Regions from separate parts of the Mus musculus genome. Here region 1 is linked to region 2. Evidence: chromatin loops called from intact Hi-C (ENCODE). Cell type or tissue: left cerebral cortex. All regions are shown on one strand.

The links. Hi-C counts contacts between places; a loop is a spot of excess contacts. Peaks named below come from ENCODE experiments on the same cell type or tissue, not always from the same donor. Only the 100,000 strongest peaks of a DNase experiment are listed, where the experiment ranks them.
Region 1: it touches region 2 in a loop (4-fold over the local background); 4 of 42 quality-filtered maps call a loop at or near these places.

What each region holds. Positions count from the first base shown.
Region 1 is chr13:46,093,572-46,101,571 of GRCm38, reverse strand. No RefSeq gene overlaps it. Among named protein-coding and RNA genes, the nearest start is that of Gm45949, 36 kb to the right of the region's middle. In left cerebral cortex, no CTCF peak of the experiment used is centred here; DNase peaks (open chromatin) are centred at 2,755, 3,308, 4,639 and 5,028; H3K27ac peaks cover 1,837 bases.
Region 2 is chr13:46,038,952-46,046,951 of GRCm38, reverse strand. No RefSeq gene overlaps it. Among named protein-coding and RNA genes, the nearest start is that of Gm45949, 18 kb to the left of the region's middle. In left cerebral cortex, no CTCF peak of the experiment used is centred here; DNase peaks (open chromatin) are centred at 6,065, 6,224, 6,687, 7,836 and 3 more places; H3K4me3 peaks cover 418 bases; H3K27ac peaks cover 2,335 bases.

The DNA of each region.
Region 1 (8,000 bases), 55 kb before region 2:
TACAAATTGTATCTGGTCTTCAACCTTTGGTTGTCTCAGAGAACTGCTGGGTTTAAGCTGTGGTACTCTGGCCAGCCAACCTCTCCAGGTTATCAACTTCAGAAGTCGTGGGGCGTGGGAAGCCACACTCTGACACTCCCTGTTGCCTGCCCGTCTTAGCTGTGATTCTCTATTTGTCATGGTGGATGGTGAATTCTGTACAAATTCCTCCTCCAGAAGCTGTTCTTATATTTTATGTCACACTATTTACTTTTGCTGTTGTGGGGATAGATTTTTCTTTTGCATGCTCTATTTTATTGCTTTCAGTTGTGTAATGACATTCATGGGTCTGCAATTGCTCTTCTAGTACTCAAGAGCTGAATGGAACCAGGAAGACCAGAAAATAAATGGCAGCCCAATTTGGGTGAATCACTCCAGTATATCAGTTCAAATGGTCTCCAAGCACCTCAGGCTGAGTCTATATGAGAAAATAGCATCCAACCTTTCAGACTATGGCTACCCATGTAGGGTAATAGGCTTATACTGGTTTCATATGTGTTCATATGTGTCTCAGTATGAGCACTAAAATCCCCACATCCTGGCCACTCAGCCCCAGGCAAATGGGGATAGTTGGTCACTATATCCTTCCATATCCACTCCAAAACAGCGTCTGAGTGCATAATCTGTCTTCCACATCCTCACAATTGTAAAGGCTGTGAATATAGGGATCGGATGACTTGTGAGTTATCACTGGTCAATGCTAGGGAACAATGATCCCAACAGTATCTCCTGGATACTGTGCTACAGTTGAAGCATTGTACCCTCCTGCCCTTGATGGTGGGGCTTTAAGCTCCCACTGGCCCAAGACGACTAAGTGTTCTGATGAACACTCCCACTTTTCCTTCAGGATTGACCACTAGCCTCATACTCCTCAAGAGAAGGCCATGGTACAAAGAAAGACCCAGTGAGGCAGGTTGCCCTACATAGTACCCTTAGCTACCTATGGCATCTCTCCATAGGGCATATTAGAAACTCTCTATCCTGTCCATAACCCATGAACTACTATGTAGCTAAACTAAGTCCCTTCATTTGCTTACCAACATAATGTGTTTAAATTTAGTTTCCTGGGTCTCCCTCAGCTTGCTAGGGAGACAGAGTCTCAATCCCTTATCCTCTTACCCCCACCCCCAAATCAGTGCTCTGCCTGGGAATCAGGACGCATTTGTGCCGCCCAAGTCTCCCATTTCCACCACCCCTACTCTCTCCCCATTTTGGGGAACCAAGAGGGATGGCCTTTCTTGTCTTTGCACTCCCTCTGTATTAAATGCTTCTTCTCTGGAGTCTAAGCACGATGTGAAAATGGCCCACCAGCTCTACCTCTTGCTATGTTTAGGAGAGAGATGTATAAAGACAGCGCAATGCTTTTCCATAGCAATACAGCTAAAATCTCTAGATGCAAATGTTAGAAATTCAGCATTCATGTTCCCCTTCCATTTCAACAATGGTCTTTTCATCTCCTTTGAACATCTTCATGCCCAAGCAAAGGCAAATCCCAAAGCAAGAGACTTTGGTACACTCCCAAATAATACTCCTTTACATGTAATTCCTAATACATGGGTGCTTTTGTAAAATTTGAAATATAGTTCTTGCTGACTCCATTCTTTAGAAATTGAACTTTTTAGCATCTTTTGTTTTCTACTAAAGGACTTGTATCCTTTATATTTTGGCTTAACACAATGAGGATTTTTAATTTTAGAGGATCTTTTTATTTTATTTTTTGCTTTATGAATTTTTATTAGTTGTGATTGGTAGAGTATAGAGTACATGTTTGAACCTGTTAGGATTGTATTTCCCAAAGTTCCATGGGTATGAAGAGTTGTCACTAATGACAGAGTCCACCATGAAATATGTTTTAGATATTCAAAATGAATAGGGTTAAACGGACTTTTCGCTAATGTTCTTACAAGGTTTAGAATGTGGATGAATTTTAAGTTCCTGAAGTAGGAAATACACTACATGACAAGTTGATTTGCCTCATCTCCTCTATATCTCTAGTAAAACGTTCACCCCAATCAAGGTATCTGTTGTCAATGTTGAATGTCCTGTGGTTACTCATGAAATCCTGATGGCTCAGAGACTGACCTCTAGGGTTTTCAGTAGGATTCCTCAACCACAGGGTCCCCTTGACTTCAGCCACTGGTAGCCTCTGGCAGATGATGGAGAATGTGAAGCAAGAAAACCCAGTGTAACCACCTCCTACCTCCCTTCCTGAAGGATGTTGGGTGGGCAGTGCCATATTCTTCTCCTAAAGATGGCTCTTAAGGTAATTGCTCTCATGAAGTCATGGCTAAAGCCACAGTTCCCATAGTTACAGCACTCTCTCCTTCCCTGAGACCCTTTAAGGTCCCAACCTGTGGGTCTTGGCCCTTTTGGGGGGTGTCACATGACCCTTTTTCAGGGGTCACATATCAGATATCCTGCATATCAGATATTTACATTATAACTCATATCAAGAGCAAAATTAGAATTATGGAGTAGCAATGAAGATGATTTTACGGTTGGGGAGTCACTACAACATTAGGAACTGTATTAAAAAGTCACAATAATTAGGAAGCTTGAGAACCAGTGCTTTAGGGCCTAGGAGTTGGCTATAATCACCTGCTGTGACAGCGCTTAGCGTGATTCATCATCTCCCACCAGATCCCATGAGACCCTAAGCACAGCTTCATCAAACGCTCACCAGTTACAGCACTGGAGAGAGCCATCTCCTTCCTGTCAGTCTCGTGACTCATACCACCTCCCACAAAGCACTGCGATCAATATATACTTCTCTCTTCTTTCCCCTTAAATCCCCAAATTTTGGTGAGTTAATATGCAAATTTATATTTCACTTCCTTGTTTTAACACGGCATTAATAGCATCAATACTATTTCATGCTGAGAATTTTTTTTTTGCAAGTACCGATGACATCTTGCACTCGGTTCCCTCAAAGATTCTTCAAAGTGTTAAAGAAACTCTTGTTTCGACGGTTTAAATGCTCCCTTGTAGCACTTCTGTGCCAGCAATGTCTGCATTCCTGAGTGTTTTCTTTGGTTAGTCACTCAGTTACCTAGAGTCGTTGTCAAAAAGAATCCATGAGTTGTATATTTTTTTAAGTCATTGCATAGCTTAAAATAACATTATGTTCCCTTCTCAGAACAATGATCTGGCTTCATATAGAATTCATGAATCACCACCCCTCTCTACAGCCTTTGGCTCTCACTTCCAATATCTCCTGTATTTTAAGACCATGAAGAAGGAGTCTGGGGCCGACCCAGTTTTCCCTCGGGCCCGGTATGGCCAACCTGTTCCCCGGTACTGCCAGCCAACATTTCTGTATTTCAGAAAACTCTTCTTCCCACACACGTACACTTTTAAACCGTGAAAATATCCTGCTTTTCAAAGTTTCCCCATGGGACTTAGCATTCAGTGACACTTCTGTCTGCTCCAGTCTTTAACATAATGCTTACAAAATGATGGTGTTTACCAATTGGTCTTGGAGACTTGGCAATAAGGAAGAATGCTTTCTTCTCCTTGAATTACCTTTCCCCTTAGGTTCAGCATGGACAGGTGGTTTTGTAATCTCCGCCCCGCCCACCCCCAGTGGCTTGTGATCTCTTACTCTGCTTAATTATTTTAGTGTTCAGATTTTCCAAGATCTGAATAAGGCAAGTCCCTATGCCCTGAGACATGGTCCTTAGAATCCTGTCGTCAATTCAGAAGGTGATAAAGGGGCAGAGAATCAAATGCCTGTAGTCAAAGTGCCAGCCTTGAGATCATGACACTTTTTGTGGTACTTCTTTATAGCCATGATTACAGTTAGGCATCAGTATACAGATTTCCTTACATAGGTCTTCAAACCTTCCTCCAGGGCACAGGATTTTGTATGCTGAGTTTTATTAGTTTCTGAATTCAGTCATATATATATATATATATATATATATATATATATATATATATATACACAAACTTTGGGGAGAGGTCAGGTATTAAGGCATGATCTATTTGCTGTACATGAGTTCAGTGCAGTGTGCTTATGCAAAAATGTATCTAAAAATACAGCACAGCCTAATGATGTGAGCACCTGTGGGGTGTGTGTGTGTGTGTGTGTGTGTCCCTGTGTAAATACAGTTACTGAGAAATGTCCAGGAAACCGCCTGTTCTTAATTAACACCACAGTGCAGGTGGCATCAGATGGAGCTGGCTATCCAAATCAGATGAAGCCCGAGGCTTGCAAGTGGTTGGTTCTGGGATCACTGAGGTCTAGCAGAACACTGAAAGGGGAAGCAAGCTGGAATGAATTCAAGCTGAAGCCACGCCCACAGCAGGGATTTGCTCTAGCCTCCAACGCAGCAAGACCCTGAGGTGAGGGAGGAGGAAGCCAGGACCCTGGATAGCTCCTAGGCTCGCACTGGTTTGGTAGACATCCTGAACAATCAGGCTTATCTTTAGACCATCACTTTGATTCCCTGTTCTGTCTAGACTCTCAGAGTGCTGCCACCTCCTTATCACCTCTCTATGTAATCAAGTAACCTCTTCCGTCCTCTTCAAAGCTCTTGCAATTGCTGTGCTGAGTGGGCTGGGTTCTTAAGGAATATTCAAATCTCTAGAAGGAGCTGTAAAGACCAGAATGGAGACTCTGGGAAAAACGCCACAAAGCAGGGGAAAAAAAAAAGAAATAATGAATAGTGTGGTCCTCCTTACCTTCACGTGGGTGTTTGAGTCGCCCCTCAGATGCCTCTCTGAAAGTGTGAGGAACACCTGTGTGTAACTCGTACACAACATAGAGGGCTGTGTGGAAGGACACATAAGCCCATATCCTAGCTCCATCCTGCCACTCAGCTTGTGACACATGGTCGTCAGAGATAGCACCCAATGTCCCTGGGCTCTGCCTTCCCCGCCAGGCTGCCACATGCCACCAAGAGATGCAGTTCTCTCTCCTCTCTCTCATTTTGCATAATCAGTTTCTATTCTGTCGCGTTCTCTCACACATGGCGCTCTGAGACTATGCAGGAAAACAGAGGAGATTTTTCAGTTCAGATGAGTAGCATAATTTTACGTTGTGCTCAGCCTGTTTGGTAAATGAAGTCAATTACTCATGGATCTGTCAGAGGAAGAGAAAGACTCGTGGAGGCTTGGCACCTGTTTTTAGCTCCAGAGACCATCTCCTCCTCTCTTTCATCACAGAGACTCATAACAAGTCAAACCATTGTCCTGGGAGTTAATCCTTTTAGATGTCTAACTTTAAAATCCATTGCATGGATTTCTTCAGCTGGTGTTAAAGGATTCCCTCCTTTGAACAGAGACTGAAGGAATGGCCATCCAGAGACCACCCCACCTAGGGATCCATCCCATCTGCAGATACCAAACCCTTACTCTATTACTGATGCCAAGAAACCCTTGCTGACAGGAGCCTGGTATGGCTGTTCCTGAGAGGTTCTACCAGTACCTGACCAATACAGAAGCAGATAGATACTCACAGCCAACCATTGGACCGAGCTGGGGACCCCAATGGAAGAGCTAGGGGAAGGACTAAAGGAGCTGAAGGGGATTGCAACCCCATAAGAAGAACAATATCAACTAACTGGACCGCCCAGAGCTCCAGGGACTAAACTACTCATCAAAGAGTATACATGGAATGATCCATGGCTCCAGATACATATAGAGCAGAGCATGGCGTTATCTGACACCAATGGGAGGGGAGGCCCTTGTTCCTATGGAGGCTTGATGCCCCAGCGTAGGGGGATGCTAGAACAGTGACACTGGAATGGGTGAGTGGGTGGAGGCAAAGGGGAGGGGGAGGAAGGAAGGCAAAATGGGGGGGGGGGTTGTGGAGGGGCTACCAGGAAGGGGAATATTATTTGAAATGTAAATGAATAAAATGATTAATTAAAAATAAACTTCAAGCTACTTACTTCTTTATCAAATTTCTCAAACACCAATGAGTTAACTTCCTTTCCTGTTATGGTCATAAAACATCATGATGAAACCAATTCACAAGAGAAAGGAATCCCACCTCCATCATGGTGAGGGGGTGTGGGTGTCAGGACTTTGAGGTAGCTGGTCATATTGCATCTACAGTCAGGGAGCAGGGTAGTGAATACCTATGCTAAGCTTCCCCTTTCTGTTATGCAGACCAGGACACAAGCTCAGTTTTAGGATGGTTCTCCCCCTCTTGAATAACTTAATCAAGAAAAATCCCTCACGGTCATGCCCAGAGACTACACTGCTTTAAATAATCCCTCGCCAGTGTGCTGGAAGATCTGTCTCTTCGGTGATTCCAAATCCTGTCAAATTGAAAATCAACACTAGTTGTCACAACCACTTACTGCTTGGATCAGAGATTCAGTTTTATCCTTGACAGTACCCAGTCTAGCAAAACCACACCATCTCCAAACCTGAGAAATAACAGTGGGATAGTAATATCATCTCACCTTCCTTGCGAGATCACAGAGAGGAAGAAAGATAGTCTAGAAGAGGGCTTCATGCCCTAAACTCTCAGCAGGGATCTTTCACTGTCCACAGTGTTCCCATGGTCCCCCCAACTTGCTAAAGGTCACACTCTACCAGGCCCTTATAATCTATACACAAAATTTTTCCATTTATTCCTGCTTAATGTGGTGGACTTTCTCTTTTGACTGAGTATGGGTGCCAGTCCTCTCACTGGGCGTGGTCAGCATGGAATAGTAAAATCCAGAAAGCTCGGGACAACGAAGAATCACACAGGAGTGTCAAAAGGGCTAGCAGAGCTTGAATGTCAGTAAATAATTCAGATGCAGAACTGGGGTGGGGAGGTTGTTTGTTTACTTGTTTTTGTCTGTTTGTTTACTCATCAGAGGGCACCCAAGTGGACCTCTTTATCCCCCTTGTCTTGGAAAGGCTGACTATGGTTGTGTTAGGTCTGCAATATTTCCCAGCTAAGTGGCCCTAAGAGTCTCGATGATAAACACTTAGAATTTCTTTCCTTTCACTTCAAGAACTTTAAAAATGGCAAGGTGATTGAAAAGCACTCATGTGGCAACACACATTTGTTTTTTTGTTTTGTTTTGTTTAAAAAAAAGGTTCCAAAATGTTGGAAAATCTGTCCAAATGCTACCTTGTCGTTGTGGAACACCACAAGAGGCCTGGTGAGTTTATGGTACTTTAAAAGACCTGCAAAGTGGATCTGATTCTCGTTTCTTCGTGTGATCAATAGGTGTTTCCATTAGTACCACAAAAAGACTCTTCTCAAACTTCTAGGCAGCACCATCCTAACAGACAAGAAGTAAACAATCCAAAAATAGCTGCTCACTCATTTCCCTGTGTTGAGAGAGGCAGATCTGACCTGTGACGGGAGACTCCTGTCAACCGAGATCTATGGGGGGTTTAAAACCACCTTCCATCTCCCCACAAGCTGGTGGTCATATGGGAGCCATTTAATCAATTTGGGGCTCTGGTTTTCTTCCTCTTCCTGACCACTACCTCCTCAGTCACTCCACTTCCCATGAACACGCCTCCAGGTGGAGGGACTGGGAGAAGAGACATTGATTAACTCAGGCAGGTCAATAGGAGTACTTTCAGCTACCTACACGGATGCAAGAGTGGACGGAGTGTGGTCTGTGAGCCCTCTGTGAACCTCTCATCTCCAGCCATCTCTTCCCCTTTGGTACAGCCACAAATAACTACAGGTGGACCAGACCAGAGTACCTCTAATATAAAAAGTCTATCTATCTATCTATCTATCTATCTATCTATCTATCTATCTATCTATCTATCTATCTCTATCTACATATCTATCTATTCACCTACCTACATATTTATCTTCTATCTATCTGTCTATCTATCTATCTATCTATCTATCTATCTATCTATCTACATATCTATTCACCTACTTACATATCTATCTATCTGTCTATCTATCTATCTGTCTATCTATCTATCTATCTATCTATCTATCTCCACTTTTCTACCTCTATCTCTCTATCTCCCTCTCCCTGTCTCAT
Region 2 (8,000 bases):
AGGGTTGCTTAAATATATAGCAATTTTTATTTACCTATTCTGGTAGCCATACCTATAATGTTGCCATTTCACTTCTTGGGGTCTCTCCTAAGGAAATCATCAAGGAGATGTGTGAATACTTGACGACAATTATGTTCATTCCAAAATTGTGCATAATAGTAGTAGGCCAAAAACAATTCTTCATTCCTAGTCTAGGAGACTCAACACATGCAATGTGGTGTAGCCACTAGACAGTACATTATGACACCATTACAAAGTAGCTCGAAGAAGGACTTCAAATTATGTAGGGAAAGAATCACGGGCTATTGTTTGATGGGAACCAAAGATTTGTAAATGAGTATAAATGTCAGTCTTTCCATAGCTACAGAAGGTTAAATCTAATTAGGCCCCACAGATACCAAAGCGTACAGATGTTCAAGTCCCTTATATAAATTGATGAGGTGGTTTGTTTTTTTTTAATATAATGTAATCCACATCCATTGTCTTAGTCAATATTCTATTGCTTTGAAGAGACATTATGACCAAGGCAACTCTTTTTTTTTATTACATATTTTCCTCAATTACATTTCCAATGCTATACCAAAAGTCCCCCATTACCCCCCCCCTCTTCCCTACCCACTCATTCCCGTTTTTTTTTTTTTTTGGCCCTGGCGTTCCCCTGTACTGGGGCATATACAGTTTGCGTGTCCAATGGGCCTCTCTTTCCAGTGATGGCCGACTAGGCCATCTTTTGATACATATGCAGCTAGAGTCAAGAGCTCCGGGGTACTGGTTAGTTCATAATGTTGATCCACCTATAGGGTTGCAGATCCCTTTAGCTCCTTGGGTACTTTCTCTAGTTCCTCCATTGGGGGCCGTGTGATCCATCCAATAGCAACTCTTAAACGAAGGCATTTAATTGGGGGCTTGGTTACCGTTTCAGAGGCTTGGTCTCTTATCATCAAGGCAGGGAGCATAGCAGCAGACAGGAATGGTGCTGGAGAAGTAGTTGAGAGCTATATCTTGATCTACAATCAGAGGAAGAACCTGGGCCTGGTATGGGCTTTTAAAACTTCAAAGCCCACTCCCAGTGACACATTTCCTCCAACAAGGCCACACCTCCTAATCCTTCTAATCCTATCAAAGTGGCCCACTCCCTAGTTACCAATCATTCCAATCTACGAGCCTATAGGGGCCATTCAAACCACCATATCCACTCTCCCATATATGAGTGTGTGAGTGTGTGTGTGTCTGTGTATGAGTGTGTGTGTGTCTGTGTATGAGTGTGTGTGTGTCTGTGTATGAGTGTGTGTCTATGTGTCTGTGTGTGTGAGTGTGTATGTGTGTATGTGTCTGTGTGTCTGTGTGTATATGTGTGTGAGTGTGTGTGTGCCTGTGTATGATGTGTGTGTCTGTGTGTGTGTCTGTGTCTGAGTGTGTGTATCTGTGTATGAGTGTGTGTGTCTGTGTATGAGTGTGTGTGTGTCTGTGTATGAGTGTGTGTCTATGTGTCTATGTGTGTGTGTGTGTGTGTATGTGTCTGTGTTTCTGTGTGTATATGTGTGTGAGTGTGTGTGTGTGCCTGTGTATGAATGTGTGTGTCTGTGTGTCTGTGTCTGAGTGTGTGTGTCTGTGTCTGAGTGTGTGTGTCTGTGTATGAGTGTGTGTGTCTGTGTGTGAGTGTGTCTGTGTGTGTGGTGCTGGGACTCAAACCAAGGGTCTCATGTGTGTTAGGTAAGTGCTCTGCCCCTGAACTGAGTTTCTAACCCTCTCACATATTTTAACTAATCTCTAAGTTCCTCACAATGGCTTAATACAATGCAAATGCTATGCAAACATTTGTCATACTGCATTGTTTAGAGATGACGGGGTGGGAGTGGATCTGTGCATGTTCAGTGTGCAGACACAATCTCTTTCCCAACATTTCCTTCCAGGGTTGGTGAAATCTGTCAATGCTGAACCTGCAGATTGTGAAGACCAACAATGCAAAGGGATCCTGTTGTTACTTGTACACGCATAAGGTGCTCCAAAAACTGACTTCAGTGATAAAGATCAATAGGTCGCCTCTGAATGACATAGACATTCACCTTTGTTCCAGTCTCAGTTCTATATCTACTACAATGAACATGTATGTAGTTTTCTAAAGATATGTTATTTTAAAACAGCAACCAAACCAACCCACCAGACAAGCCAGTCCTGAGTCAGCAGTCTGATCTGGGATGCTAAGGACCGCCGAGTTTTATACTTATCTCCTGTTTCTCTCACCTTCTTGTACCATTTGGGTGTATTACTCTCTGTACTGCCTGACACAGGCATGGTGTTCTCATGTGTGCATCTTCTGAGTTACCATATCCCCAGCATGAAAGATAAAAAAAGTCATGAAGCCACCCTAGGTTTACACAGAGATCTGGAAAATGTCAACATAGACATATCCTGAAATCTATGCTAACCCTGAACTCCTTCCTCCATCCTCTTACTTGGTTGGGTATATCAAGTCGCCACATTACTCAAAATATCATTGTTAACTGGATAAATCCAACACTAAGGAGGCTGAGGCAGGAGGATCAACAGGCCATCCTTGGCTACTTAGTGAAACTCTTTAGAAATAAACAAGCAAGCAAGCAAACAAACAAAACAAAACAAAAAACCCCACAAAACAAAAGTCATAGTAAATTCATTGTGGCGGGCCCTAAGTGGAAATGACCCTTAGCAAATGTTATCTTTCTCACTGTGTAAGCATACTCTCTGGGTTTAAATAATTAATTACACATAGCAATGGCTGTTTCAGCCAAGCTTGGAATTCGAGTCCTTTGTTAGGAGAACATCTTTATCAGTACAATTCATCAAAGGGAAACATCAAATAAAATCTTTTCCCAGGCAGTATTCTCAATGATAAGTGAAGGATGATCTCAGAAGGGGGGAATCTCATCCCTTCCCCCTCCTTCCTCCTTGAGCATTCAGAGAAAGCGTGGTAGAAACACCTGACCTCTCCCTCTAAGCCCTGGATTGGTCTTGCCTGTAAAGACATCATTGGTACATGCCTTCAGGGAATTTATGCCATCTAATTGGAGTTATACTGACCATAGGGCGTTCCCTGGAATGCCTACTGCAGCGTTAGGCACCAGAGCACAGAACCCTACGCAGGTAATTAGGGGACAGTACGAGCCCGTCTAGACTTTGGAATCATTCTGGTTCCAGCACGCCCAGCCAATCAATAGGCATTAATCATCCCGTGCTTATTGCTAACGTGACTCAGCCTCCGTGACTCATTGACATCACACACAGGGAAGTCTGTTGTGACTGGAGATGGGCAAGACAATTAGTCTAGAAACGAGCTTTGCCTGAAGGTGCAGACTATTCCAGCAAGGAGCGGGTAGAGTACCGAGGTTGGGTGGGGCACAAATGCAAGCCCACAGGGAGCCCTGCGCAGCGCAAGGAGGGGCACCTACCTAGCATTGTCTGCCCAGTTGGCATAGCAGAGTGTGCACGGTTTCGATTTCCAAATATTTTTTCATTTATGGATACGTTATCTTTCTAACTCCCTCATAGGCTCGGGAAGGGAAGGGTAGGGGCCACAGTGGGTCCCATCTCCGTCTCTGGTGCCTAACTCTGGCTAGAGAGAGGTGGCCACCTAGGAGTAGTGTCACGCGCTGCTTGTCTCCTTGGTGATAGCTCTGCTTCCGGCAAAGATCTCGTAGGCTGACCCAATAAAGGTGACGATCTCACGGGGGTTGTCAAGCTTCGGTGCCCAGCGAAACTTCTTTGGCCTGCTAATCACTGCAAAACAGGCTCTCTCACAGAGTTCCCCTCCTTCCTGTTCTCAGCTAGAAATACCATGAGAACAGACTGTCTCACAGTGTTTTCAGACTTCCACTCCCAGTCCCTGCCAAAAGCAGGAAGTGCAGAAGTGGGCGATAATTCTTTCTTTTCTTTTTCCCTTTCTTTTTTTTTTTTTCTCCTTTTTCTTTTTAGAACACTTTATTAAAGAGTTTTGGTTGTTACTTGTTTTGTTTTGCTTTTTTACCCCCCACCCCCACCCCGAACCTCATTAGAATTAATTTGAGCAATACTTCCAATTTACATGATGATTTGAAAAAACATTACATGAGGTATTTCTTACTCTACACAGGGCTCTGATCCAGTGGGCGCGGGGTGGGGGGGGGGAGGGGGTCCCTTCTTCCCCACAGTTCTGTAATAACACCACATATCTTGGACATGACGCCTACCTTCACACAAACATCCCTTCCCAATCGAGTCTGCTTTCCTTGCTTGTCTGTGCTTTACCCATTAGTCGACCGTTTCAATTTGTGGAAACTGGACACAGACACTGAGTGCCATCGAAAGGACTAGGGGCCACTGGGTTTAAGTATACCATTGAAGGTGGAGGAGGGACGAGTGGGAGGGGGAGAGGAGAGGGAAGAAGAGGGAGGGTGGAGAGAAGAGCAGAGGGAGAAGGAGGGAGAAGAGAGGAAGCGAGCAGAGAAGCCATGTAAGGCCGAGAAAAGGAAGGAAAGGCTAGGAAGCAAAGCTGAATCACAGGCCAAGGAAGCCATTTCCCCTGCAGTAGACCTGTGTTCTATGCTCACGTGAAGCCATTTGATCACCTGGCCATTTGAACATAAACAATACGGAAATAGGATCACCGACTTGGCAGGGCCTTGATCCACAAGGCTAGCGGCTTATCAGAAGAGGGACAGCAAAGTAATCTTGCCCTTGTTGCACACACAGAAGGAAGGCCGCCTGAGGACAGCCGGGAGAAATCAGCCATAGACGTTAGACTTGCAAGCCTCCTCAAGAATTCTGGGAAATAATTAAGCAATGTGTAAATCAGCCAGGCTGTGAGATTTAGTTTTCACAGCTCTGGAAGGCTAATGGATAGATTATCACTAATGAAACTAAGGTTGCAGGTTTTCCATATTGAGGGCAGAGCCTTCTGACGGTCCACTCCACGATGGCTGGACACACCTTGTGGGAGCAATGGCTTCCTCTGCTGGTCAGTATCTTAAGAAGCAGATCTAAGGTGACCTAGCATAGGACTTGAAGCGGGTGGGAGACCGAACGTCAGGCTGCAGCTAGTTCAGCTGAAGTTCACACACAGCGAACAGCAGGCTAATGTTAATTAGAAATGACTAATAAACGATGAGTCTTGGTCCAGCTTGCTTCCTCAGACAAAGCTGGGTCTGGTCTAAAACCCCGGAAGCTTGGGCTTCAGGATGCCAATCACCTCTGCTAAGCTCTGTACAGAATTTTGTATTGAATTCTAAGAAAAGCCTAGAGACTCTGTAAAATTATGCACACCCCCCCCCCAACTCACTCTTACACCAATTAAGTATGCATAATATATCTGGCCTGTGGTAGCCACTAGGATATTAGGAGAAAAGAAGCCAAAGCACTCAAGACAAATAATTGACTGAGTAAGTAGACTAGAAACAGAATTCAATCAAAACCAACCAAGGGGAGGAGGGGTGTGAGAGAAGAAAGGGCATCTGTGAATCCGTAAAGACTCAGCGGACACATACCAAGTCCAGTGTGCCTCTCCAGTGTCCCCAGCAGACACATACCAAGTCCAGTATGCCTCTCCAGTGTCCCCAAAGACTCTGACAGTGCACGGTTCTCACCTGCAGGGAAGCAGGATTTCTTGAAGTACCCCTTGATTCTAGGCAAGGTACCCAGGGGTTTGCATATGTCATCTCTATCATTTCTTGCAAGAGTCATGTGGGGTGGGCTTGGCTGTCACCCCTTGGTGGGAACACGGAGGGGAGGTGTGAGGTTGTTAAGGTGAACTCTGGCCCCCATATCCCCCCCTGACCATAAAGCCAGAAGAGTGCCAGCCAGTTTGTTAGAGCTGTCAGTGATTACCGTGAGCCAGGTCAAGAGCAGCAACAGGCAGGGGCTGGAGAAGAGGTGGGGACAGTGACACTCTATCTCCTGAATAATAATAACCTGAGCGATTTCCCAAATGGTGCTCTCTCCTTGTTGCTTCTCTGCGGGTCCCAATTTTGTTTTTTGGCAGAGTACACGGTGTCCGTGAATGAGCACAGGGCTGCAGGCAATGTCAGCCCTTTGGGCTCTCTTGCTCTTGCCTTTGTGATTCTCTAAAGGGCTCTGAGCTCTGGAAAATTAGGACTTTTCAATGCAAGAGCCATTAGCGATTGAGCCAAGCTTTGGACGTATAATTCTATGAGAACAAGAAAATCATGGGAATTTTTTGAAAACCTTGAAGCTGAATTCATCTTGCTCAGCTACAAAACCTTCACCCTGCCTAACTCTTACATAATCTCTTTGTGGTGGCTTCCTTCTGTGTGTGCTGGTAGTATGTGTGTTTGTGTGTGTGATATGTGTGTGGTGTGTATGTGTGTGTATAAAATATATCATATGGGTAATATATGAGAAATCTGTATCACATTTGGGTAATGTATAATATATGATATATAATATATACACATGCATATATATGGATATACATATATATGCATGTGTAGGGGAGCAATGGATGATTACAAACCACCTTCTCCTTTAGCTGTGAATGTAACAAGAGCAACTAGCAGGACATGTTGTTTTTCTTCTTTTATCTTCCAAAAAGATCAACCAGAAACCCAATATGAAAAAAGCTAATGTGGTACTAAGTTTGCAAATTTAAACCGAGTCCTGCAGTTAAGGCATGCGACGTTTCCATAGCAACATTAGCTCTCATCTTGAGGATTTTCAGTCCTATTAAAGGCATTGAATTCATCCAGTTATATATACCAGTGTGCATACAGTGTGGCTGAGCTTATGGTGGAGGTTTATTTTTCCGGATTTTAATTATAAGTAATTCCTCCCATTGTGGGTAGGTAGGCCTGTGCCGTGGGGGTCCAGGAAGAGGAGACTTGGATAAATGGATAGTGTAAAGCATCCATTTGATTTAATTCAATCTTGGTTTTTCTCCCTTTGTTTCCTCGGTGCTCTGGATTCTGAAAGTGAGAAGGATAAAGGTTGCTACCGACTGCCCGAGGAAGTCACCTTCCTGCAACCCATGGTGCTACCTCCAAGAAAATACAAAGGCAACTTTTCCAGGAGATAAGGTGGGGAGGGCAGGGATAGCCCATAGCGTACACAGATGTGTGGCTAGCTCCACTGGGATTACACTGGGATTACAAATTGATGTTACTGCATCTTGCTTTCTTTTTCAACAGGGCTCTGGGGATTCGAACCCAGGTCCTCACATTTTCACAGCAAGTGCTGTATAGACATTGAGCCATCTCCGCAGCCCCCTGTATCTTATTTAGATGTTGGCACAGAAATAGGCCTAGGCACTGGCCTCTCACACACAACCAGCCCTTAGAGGACAAAGAAGTCGTGTCTCTTCTCAGTGAAGTCTGAATGGAAAACTTAATATAACCTCAAGTCAGCTGGAAAGGGTGGCGTAGTTGTACCCAATTTTTCATGAGCCATCATCCCTGACAAAAGAAAGAAAAGGACATGTGTAATGAACATTTCCTTGGTGGGGAAAAAAAAAAACAAAAACAGTAACGGTTGTAGATCTTTCCTAGCAATTGGCTGACACAGATGGAGATGGCGAAGATGCAGGAAGATTCATAGAGCCTCCCTGGTACACAACAGCGCTGGATAGCCCTGGAGATCTGGAGGGTGTGCTGGAGGGTGGAGGTGGGGGCAAAGAAACGCGTCTTCAGTGGACTTTTCATCTGAAATAGTACCGGGGTGTCAGAGACGTACCGAAACTCTGAATGAAACAGACAAATGGATGTGGCAGAAGTCTCACAGCAAACCAGCCTGTGAGGATGGGGCTATTTTTAGGTGCCTAATGAAGAAAGCAGCTGCATTCAGAGAGGCTGTCACTCGCAGCTTGTGGGACCAATTTGTTCTGTTCCGGGGTTCCAGCATTGATCAGCAGTCAGTCCCCTCTCAGATGCCCAGGAAGGGGCTCCACATAGTAATTACAGCTGCTTTGGGGTTTTCTTTCAGAGTTTAGAGAAGACTCTCAGTTAATAGACCCATTAGAATCCGGGAATGTAAGAGAA